Regions from separate parts of the Homo sapiens genome. Here region 2 is linked to region 1. Evidence: chromatin loops called from intact Hi-C (ENCODE). Cell type or tissue: IMR-90. All regions are shown on one strand.

Region 1 (5,000 bases):
TGTTTGTAGTGTTTAAGAATTGGAATTTATTATGATCTTTAGATTATGATTATGGTTAGCCACAGATGGACTATTTATTCAGTTTTACATTTTTGCTCTGTTTTCTTTCTCATCAAAACTGGATGATTGGGTATTTATCATATGGATTCCAGGATTGGTCTAACTGGACCAATGGTTGCTTCCAATTTCATGCCACAAACTCTTCTCAAAACTTTCCCAGGGATGTGAGGATCTTTAGGCCCGAGCACAGACTGTCCTGTTTGGCAGGCTTGCTTTACCACCTGCCCTGTGTCCACTTCAGCAAGTGGCCCCAAGTATGAAAGTGTACGCTATCCCTTGCTTACCTAGGAAGTCCCCTTGGCGTTTAGTTCTTTTAGATTTCTATACATTTATATTTTTTGGGTAGCTTTGAAGAAAATTTTTTTGTTTTTGTTTTTATGTGGTCACTTTTTGTTTCAGCTGAAGTGAAGGTTTTTATGTCTTTTTATAGCCTAGCAAGAAATAGATCTTCTTAAAATTCTATTTAATTTTCATAAGATGTTTGAATGTATGAGTGTTTAAGTGTTTTTTTTTTTTGTTTTTTTTGATTGATTCATGTTTATCCTGTGGGCCATCTTTAAACGTGGTTTATAATAAAAATGCACTCAAATTAAATGTGCTTCTTTTGACCAGCATGAAAGAAGGGAGAGAACAGTATAATAATGAAAGACTATTTAAAAATAGGATTTATGAATTAGTGGGTTCAAAAATAAGTCTTTTAATTGCAATTAATGATGTAGTTTTAAACAAGCAATGCAGTTAGGATTAGGTTTTGTATATGATACTGTACATTTAGACAAACTTGTTTTTAGAACTTTCTTTCTTCTTGGAACTAACTAAAATGGGACATGGGTAGAATAGTTGCCTGTTCTCCATTTTTATGAGGGGGTAGATGGTGCCTCATTGGTCTTTAATGTATTGAGTACATGGTTTTTGTTTTGTTCTGTTTTGTTTTTTTTGAGACAGAGTGTCGCTCTGTCACCCAGGCTGGAGTGCAGTGGCACAATCTCAGCTCACTGCAACCTCCGCCTCCCGGGTTCAAGTGATTCTCCTGCCTCAGCCTCCCAAGTAGCTGGGACTATAGGCGCGTGCCACCACACCTGCCTAATTTTTGTATTTTTAGTAGAGATGGCGTTTCACCATGTTGGCCAGGTTGGTTTTGAACTCCTGACCTCAAGTGATCCGCCCGCCTCAGCCTCCCAAAGTGTTGGGATTACAGGTGTGAGCCACAGTGCCCGGCGAGTACCTGTTTTGATTGTCATTCATAGTGAGTATTTTGGAAAGTCATCAGTGGTGGTTGGTGGAATGACCTTCTCCACTGTTATTCTCCTCAGTAAATGTGTAGTTGTGTAAATTTTTACATGTACCTGTGCACATATCTGCATTCTGTGCTCCTGTGGGCCTCTGGATAGGCAGGGTTGGATATGGTATCTCACAAGTGCATTGGGCCAGGGGTGTAGGCGCTTTTTATTTTTATTTTTTCTTTTCCTTTTCGATATCTTTAATATAGTGTATTCTTTAATGTGATTATTTTCATATGTATTACATTCTTTTTAGATGTGCCAGTGGTATTGATGGGGACAGGGCAGACTGATTCATAAATAGAATACATTTAGCAGTAAAATTCTCCCTATATGAAGATTATTGGACATGTCAATATAAATCAGGAAAAGATTCTAGAGGGGGGAATATTTCAAGGTTCTTGGTTCCTAGAGAAGTTGTTGAAAATTTTATGTAGTTGAACATGCCGTGGTGAACATTAAATTGGGTCTTAATGACTGAGGAGATGAAGAGGAGTTAGAACAACATCACATTATTGTGTCTGAAGAGAGAGAATACTAATCTGAAAAAAATGTTTTAATGTAATTTTTAGTATGGTCGTTAACTTTTAAAGCACAAGCCTGTTTGACCTTTTGTAACCAATTAAAAGTATTTTTACTTGACTATTTTAGATGTATAGTATGTGGAAAGGTTTAGCATATATAATGCTTTTTTTTTTTTTTTTTTCTGGCAGTTTAAAACTTGCCAATAATGGGCTTAAAGATAATTAGAAAGTTTTGTGGGCCATGAGACTGAATAATTGAATTGAATAAAGGCTAAATTAAAATTAGAATCTAATTAAAATCCTGTGTATTTGGCTGTAATTAAGACCAAGTTGCCAGATAGTGTTTGCTTTTGCAATTGAACTATAATATATCGATATAGGAAAACAAATTCATTAGCAAAATAGCTAAGATTTGGGGAATCTTTTTTTCTTTCCATATTTTAGCTAAAAAAGTGATTTGGGTACTTTTGTCTTGAAGTACCTAATTCTGTATTAATTAATTTTACCTTTCTAAATTCCTTTTGATCTATAGCAGTTGAGAAATTTCCCTGTATTTTCCTTAACCAGCACACCCCTTTTAACAAAATGATCTCCTTTAGAGATAAGTGAGGCCAGGTATATGAATATAGTTTTATAATGCTCTATCCTGTGATACATTCTGTCACTTTAAAAAGCAATTCTCTTTAGGGCTTATAGTTCTTTTGGTACAAAACCAAGCTCTTCCAGTTTTTATAAAAATGTCCAGTTGAAAGTAGAAAATATTTGGGAATGGAAAATAGACATCAGATATTCTCAACTTTAAAAAATGTTTTTATTTGGGGAGGGTAGGGGAGGGTTGTGGGTAGAAGATGGGCATTTATATATAACTATTTTTTTCCCCCAGAATAGTAGAAGATAAAATAATTTCAGCAATATTCTAATTTAGCCTTATGTGCCTGGCTACATTTTGTGGCGCTCAGAAATTCTGTAACATAAGGAGCAGAATGTGATTCCACTAGGGGACAGCAGAGGCCAAACCTTAGCATTGCACACTCACTGGCAGCAGCTTAGATCTTAGAAAAGAGGAAGATGGCCACTAGTTAAAATCTGTAATAACTTCTGAAGAGTTCATGGCTGGTTGTGGGAGAATACTGGTACTTTATGGAATAGCTAATGAGAATTTTTTAATAGTGTCTTTAATTGGTTTGTGAATTGAAATAATAAAAGTAAAAAGACAGTTTTCATGAGCATTAACTTTCCAAGGCTTACCATGTGTACCTTAGATATAAGATAGGAGCAATCTTTGTTAGTGAAAATGATTTCTTTAATTCCTTTAGCTTACATTTGTGAAGGTCTGCAGTCTGCTCCTCGTAGATAGTGGCTGATGCTTCTTTACGTGACCTGCTTTTGTTGGTATCTATGATTTAAAGGTTGCATAAAAGGTCACAGCAAATTTATTTTGCATCTTGAAGCAATGAGGAGCTGGGGGAGAGTATAGCCAGTATGGCTGTAGGAGTAGATAAGGAGGGCTGATATTTCTTAGGAGTCTATTTCCCAGGTACCCTTGGGAGTATTTCTTAGGAGTCTGTTTCCCAGGCACCCCTTAGGAATAGGGGTGCCCCCACTTTATTCTCCTGTCTAGTCAATACAGCAGGCACAGTGTTCCTTCTAAAACATAAGTCGGATTATATCACTCCTCTGATGGCATACCATTTCACTCAGAGTGAAAGCCAATGACCCCCTGGGCCTAAACTATTCATCCGTTTCCCCCCAGTTTGCTAGTATTCTCCCCTTGTTCTCTATGCTCCGTACTGGTCTTGCTGTTTCTTTTATGTGCCAGGCGTGCTTTTGCCCGTAGGGCCTTTATACTGGTGCTGTCTCTTTTCTGCTGGAATGCATTTTCCTCAAGTATCCACATGGCTGTCTTCCTCACCCTCCCCAACCACTCCTTTTAACCCTGCTTGACATTCCTTTCTCCAAAGTCCTTTATCACCTTCAAATATACTGGAGTATTTACTTAGTATATTTTTACATTGCTTTCACCTTGATTGTAAGTTCCATAAAGGCAGCAATGTTTGTCTAGTATATTGATGTACCCTAAGTGCTTAGAACAGGACCTGACATGTAGTAGACTACATTTGAGATAGTGATTCAGACTCATGAATCAGATCTTACCTAATATGTTAATTATTTATTGTTGTATAACAAATTGACCCATGGCTTGGTGGTTTAAAGCAATAACCATTTATTATCGCAGCAACCATTTATCTTGTAGCTTCTGTGGGTCAGGTACCCAGTGTGGTTCATCTGGGTCCTCTGGCTCTCAGTCTATCACAAGGCTGTAATGAAGGTGTCAGATGGTACTTTAAGGTTCAGCTAGGGTTGCATTCATTCTCAGATTTATTCACATGGTTGTTTCCAGATTCATTTCCTCCTCTGCTGTTGGTCAGAGGCATCTCTCAGTTCCTTTTCATCTGGTCTTCTTCACAGGATAGCCACAACATGGTAACTGACCTCATCAGAGAGGGCAAATGACAGCTGAGGGAGAGAAAGATGAAGCAGTAATGTCTTTCATGACCTAGACTTGGAAGTCACAGTCCATCTTTCCTGTAACATCCTGGGGTTGCATGTCAGTTCTGTTCCTTGTAGGGGGACTACACAAGGGTGTCAATACCAGGAGGTGCAGATTATTGGGAGTTGTTTTATAAGCTGCCTACCACACCCAACGTCAAATTTTACCTCTGATTTCAAGGATAAAAACAATCCTGAGGTAGAAGTGAAACAAGAAGAGGTGTGGGATCTCCACTATAGCTCCCTGGTTATTTTCTTGCCAAATTAGGGCATGCTCTGGCCCAGGTTAACATAGGAGACTCTAAATAGTGTGTGGCTTAGATGGACACTTGCATAGATGGACTATTTGTATACTCGGTTACAAAGCCCACCAGAGAAACATACTTTCAAATCCATAAATTGTGAACAACCATGGTGCATCCTATTAAAAGCCTCTCATAGGTGAGGACTCTCACCTAGCAAATACCATGTTTGTTTCCCTGGAGATCTGTCATTAATATGTTTTCTAGGAGATTTGACCATATCACTTTTATTGGGGTGGAGGGAGCGCAGGGCATCCTCTTCCCTACCTCCCACCCCTGTACCA
Region 2 (5,000 bases), 230 kb after region 1:
ATTTGAATACCAAAGTGCCAGTACTTTAGGATGGGTATAAAGGTTTCTGAGAATGTTTCAGATGATCACAAGCTCATGTATTAGGTTTAAATTATTTAGGAAAAAATCCAAGCTACATTTATGATATGAATGCAAGAAGGAGAGTTTTATACAAATAGGTGCCCAAAACTGGGCTCTCAGGCGCTAAATTCTTGTCTCTCACAGTAGCTTTCCACAGCCAGTTTAGCAGCATGTTGTAAAAGGACACCTCAGGGTTTCTGTTTAAGGGCATATTCACTGTTCTCCACCTCCAGACACCCACCCTTAGCTTCCTTGCAGCTTTATCAGTCTTTGGTTCACCTGATTTCTTAACTTAGCATTCCAAAGGAAAGAAGAAAAAGCAAGAGATTGAAAAGCTGCTCAGACAGTCTAATAAAGGGAGTGTGCTTTCTTCCAGCAGCCCCTTGTCCTTGCTTTTGTGAAATTTCTGAATAGGCTGTACAGTGATGTCAATCCCCTATTTTGTAATTTAACACATACAAACTTGCACACCCCTAATTGTACATGAAGAAATGCAGCTGCCACAGAAGTTATGAGCTCTGAAATGAGGCATATGCCACTTTCTGGCCGCACAGTCTCTTGTTCAGAGTCAGGCTTACAGAATCCCCCATAATTTCAGTTGCCGTTTTATAACTTAATTATTGGAACTGTCTGCCCCAGCATCCTTGGAAGTTTAGTGCTCACTCCACTAGATTGTGTTTCTATAAGGCACTGCATCCAGCAGGAGAGAAGTTAACAGATTTTCCCAGAAGATGTTTTTCTTCTATGTTGCCTTGGGCCACAGCCATATCAGACAGCACTTGGAACTTTTTTTTTTTTTTCTTTTTCTGATGGAGTCTCCCTCTGTTGCCCAGGCTGGAGTGCAGTGGCGTGATCTCAGCTCACTGCAACCTCTGTCTCCCAGGTTGAAGCAATTCTCCTGCCTCAGCCTCCCGAGTAGCTGGGACTACAGGCGTGCGCCACCATGCCTGGCTAATTTTTTTGTATTTTTAGTAGAGAAGGGGTTTCACCATGTTAGCCAGGCCGGTATTGAACTCTTGACCTCAGGCAACTGCCTGCCTTGGCCTCCCAAAGTGCAGGGATTATAGGCGTGAGCCACCGTGCCCAGCTGGAACATCTTGAAGTTTGGTTTAGTGGTTCTGATTATTGTGTCCTCGCAGCCCAGGAAGTGTGGTTTCTAGGTTACAAAGGACATTCTGACTTGTTTTGTTTGGATTTAATTCACACATCATTTAAAGTATGCTGTTTACCAGTGAGAGGTCTTCCTATTCATGGCAGGTACCAATGATTACCTTCCTCTTCTGTGATAATATGTTATTTGCCCCACTCTTTCCCACACTTGTAAGTTTATTGGCTAAAGTGTCCTAAAAGCCAGAAAGGGAATTAAAAATTCAAGTGGAATAAGCCCTAGGAGTTCTCGCTACATGGAATAATATATCAGTGAATCAGTCTCTCTCCTTATGCCTTTCTCTATCAATACATAGAAATTTAAACTATGCCTGATCCTGGCAGGGTGTTCTCAGAAGCATCTGTTTTACAAAAATAGTTGCTCTAGCAGGTGTGAGATATGAATTACATGAGGTTCTGTGAACCGAGAGACTGAATGCCTTGCCCACATGCACCACTGCTTGTAGTTTTGGAATATTGATCTACACGCTGTATTATTATCAACTTTGCAACAGGGAAAGTAGTTTTGTGAAATTAAGACTGTTAGAACAAAGGCAGGCTACTTGGCTTTGTGGGGAAAACTGTGGGTTTGGGGATTTGACAGACCTGAGTTTGAATCTTTCTTTTACAAGTTATGGACCTTTGACAAGTTACTTAATCTCTGTGACCCAGCTTTCTTCATCAGTCAAAGGAAGATAATTTTTACCTTGCAAAGTTACTGTGAAGATCTAACGAGGGTAAAAAGAAAGTGAAATATGACATTGAATAGGGTCATTAATGTGCAGTAATTATTTTAATTACTAAAAGCAAAACTGGTAGGAGTTTGTAAATGAGTATATACATTGATAGGAATAAAACTTAATGTCCTCTAGGATAGCTACTTTTCCTTGTTTTCCTCATTGAAGTCATTCATTAAGTCCCCAGGTAGCACTAGGCCCTATATTCAAAACAGTTTGCAAAAATATCTTACAGCCTGGTTGAAATTAATGATGTAGTGACAGTAATGTCATGTAACATAGCCTATTCAAAATATGGATGGAGAGTCCACGTTACCAAATTGGAGTGTAGGAATGCCCTTACCTGTCTGTTTTCCTTTGACAGTCACATAATTTAGGCATTTGATAAACTGCTAGTTTACCATGTGACTGGCAGAGAGCAATAAAGAAGAGATACTGGACCCCAGCCCCTCATAGAGCGTACGCTCCAGCAAGAGAGACAGACCATAAGGAAGTAAACAAAAAGCAGACAAGAGGTGGTGACAGGGCCTTGAAAACAATAACTGATGAGAGAGGAATTGGGAGAGTTCACTTTAGCCAAGATGGTTAAGAAGAACCCTCTCTGAGGCAAGACCTGAAGAATTATTGCAAGCCACCTCTGGGAGGAAGGAATGATTCATCCTAGTGTTCTAAGCATGGTTTGCGTAGACAATTATTATTTAAATATTTACCCTAATAGCATCATCATGACTGTACAATTCTGTGTATTCCTGTTAGGAGATTCCTTGGCTGCTTTTCACCTCATCATCATTCTACCCATGTGTCTATCCTGATTGTGATACTGACTTCATAGAAGGTGATGAGTATAGGAAACAGTTGCTAGTCTAGTCCATACAGTGGCAACTCATTAGAAAGGAGTGAGCCAGCATTGAAATTCTCATAAGAACAGAAAAGTGGAATTGAGATGGTCTGAGTACTCTAAATGAGGATGGGAAAGGTAAGTCAGGTGATGTATTAAGGGGCATGTAGTTCTTTGGGGATAAAAAAAGAAAAATCTAATGTGTTTTTATGCTCAATTTAATTAAGTTATAATGTATTGGGGGTATACTAACTCTTTTAAACTATACATCTTTTTATTGACTTTCTGCCTAGGAATTTTAGTTTTTACAGTAAACATGGAGTGAAAAATATAGTTTTCATATTTCTCTTCACTACCTCTCCAATTTCCCCTATTAGTAACATCTTGCATTAGTGTGGTAAATTTGTTACAATTGATGAACTAATATTGATACATTATTATTAACTAATGTCTGTAGTTCAAATTAGAGTTCACTTTCGGCATTGTATATCTTATGGGTTTTGACAAATGTATAATGTCATGTGTCCATCATTATAGTATCACACAGAATAGCTCATTGCCCTCAAAATCCCTTGTGCTCCACCTATCTATCCTTCTCTTTCCGAATCCCTTGCAACCACTGGTCTTTTTATTGTATTCACAGTTTTGCCTTTTCTGGAATGCCATATGGGTGGAATCATATATGCAGCCTTTTCAGATTGGCTTCTTTCACTTAGCAATATATTTTTAAGGTTCCGCTATATCTTTTTGTGGCTTGATAGCTCATTTCTTTTTATCACTGAATAATATTCCATTGTATGGATGTATCACAGTTTGTTCATCTATTGAAAGACATCTTGGCTGCTTCCAAGTTTTGGCAATTATGAATAAAGCTGCTATAAATATTCATGAGCAGGATTTTGTGTGGTAATAAGTTTTCAGCTCCTTTGGGTAAATATCAAAGGGCATGACAGCTAGATCACATGGTAGGGAGTATATTTAGTTTTATAAGAAACTGCTAAACTCTCTTCCGAAGTGGCTGTAGCATTTTGCATTCTTACCAGCAATAAACGAGAGTTCTTTTTGCTCCACAGCCCCACCAGCATCTTGTATTGTCAGTATTTTGAAATTTAACCATTTCATAATAATTTCTGTAGTTTAAAGAAAGCTGTTTTTAACGTTTAAAATACAGTAGACTGTGATAATAATATGCTTTGTCTTTTCAGATTTTGGTTATATGCTGGATTAAGTACTATTCTGCCAAACATGAAATTCTAGCTCAGCATAGCCCTTCCTTATGAACAGGGCTGCCCTTTGAGGAACTGTCTTCTCAGCCTCTCAAAGTGAAGGTTCTTACCTGAGATAAGGCTAATAATAATATACTTAATTTTAATAAAAACGTCAAAGACTATTGTTGCTTGCTGAGGACCTTAACCTAACAGGGACCCAGAACCTCTCTTCCCTCCAACAACATTTGTCCCAGACCCCTACCCCATTCAGTATCCCTTCCTGAGTGTCCCAGCTCCCCAGGAGTTCTCTCATGAGCCATGATAGCACCCTGTACTCCAGCCTGGGCTGAGCAAGACCGTATCTCAGGGGGTCGGGGGACATCTCAAGTTAAAAGACTTTCACCTTACATGGTAAAGACCAATATAATCCAGTTAACATCAACAGAAAAGTAAGATCATGCCCACCATGGGGAGTTGGAGAAGCTATAGTTAACATTTATAATGCATTTACCATGCATATATCACTTATTTAATCTCTCCATGAGGTAGATATTAGTCACATTTACAAACATAAAAATTGGCACCCTGTGACGTTCAGCAGTTTTCCCAAGTTTTAGGCAACTGCCAGGGTTTAAATCGGGTCAGACTGACTCCAAAGCCATTTTCTTTTCCTCTATACCAGAATTTTGGAAATGACATATTTAATAACAGTGCTTGAATCACTGTTAAGTAACTATTTTTAAAAGCAGTCATTTCAACATTAAACAGGGAAGGGAGAAAAGTAGATATTTTTTACATTATGCCATGTGTACATTTCAGAGAAGTTACCTGTAAAGTTAAGGGGATAAAAGGTTCCATGGTCACAGTATCTTCCAAATATACTGAGTTAAACTTGATAGAGACGAAGTTACAATAAGATCCAGGCACCATGAACTAGATGTTATAAAATACCTTTAATAATAAACCTTTTAGGAAACTAAAGATTCTTCTTAATCACCTAGTTACGCTTTC

The links. A loop is a pair of places that touch in the nucleus more often than their neighbours do. Peaks named below come from ENCODE experiments on the same cell type or tissue, not always from the same donor. Only the 100,000 strongest peaks of a DNase experiment are listed, where the experiment ranks them.
Region 2: it touches region 1 in a loop (3-fold over the local background); 3 of 110 quality-filtered maps call a loop at or near these places.

The regions. Positions count from the first base shown.
Region 1 is chr11:108,695,197-108,700,196 of GRCh38, forward strand. The region is part of intron 9 of DDX10 (DEAD-box helicase 10); the gene reads left to right. It overlaps LOC124902750 (a long non-coding RNA gene), which reads right to left. Exons shown (of 3, transcript XR_007062881.1): 3 at 4,311-4,381. Among named protein-coding and RNA genes, the nearest start is that of DDX10, 33 kb to the left of the region's middle. In IMR-90, a CTCF peak has its summit at 2,861 (motif pointing right); a DNase peak (open chromatin) is centred at 2,875; H3K27ac peaks cover 232 bases.
Region 2 is chr11:108,926,790-108,931,789 of GRCh38, forward strand. All of the region lies in intron 17 of DDX10 (DEAD-box helicase 10), which reads left to right. Among named protein-coding and RNA genes, the nearest start is that of DDX10, 260 kb to the left of the region's middle. In IMR-90, no CTCF peak of the experiment used is centred here; DNase peaks (open chromatin) are centred at 2,672 and 4,592; H3K4me3 peaks cover 1,234 bases; H3K27ac peaks cover 2,256 bases.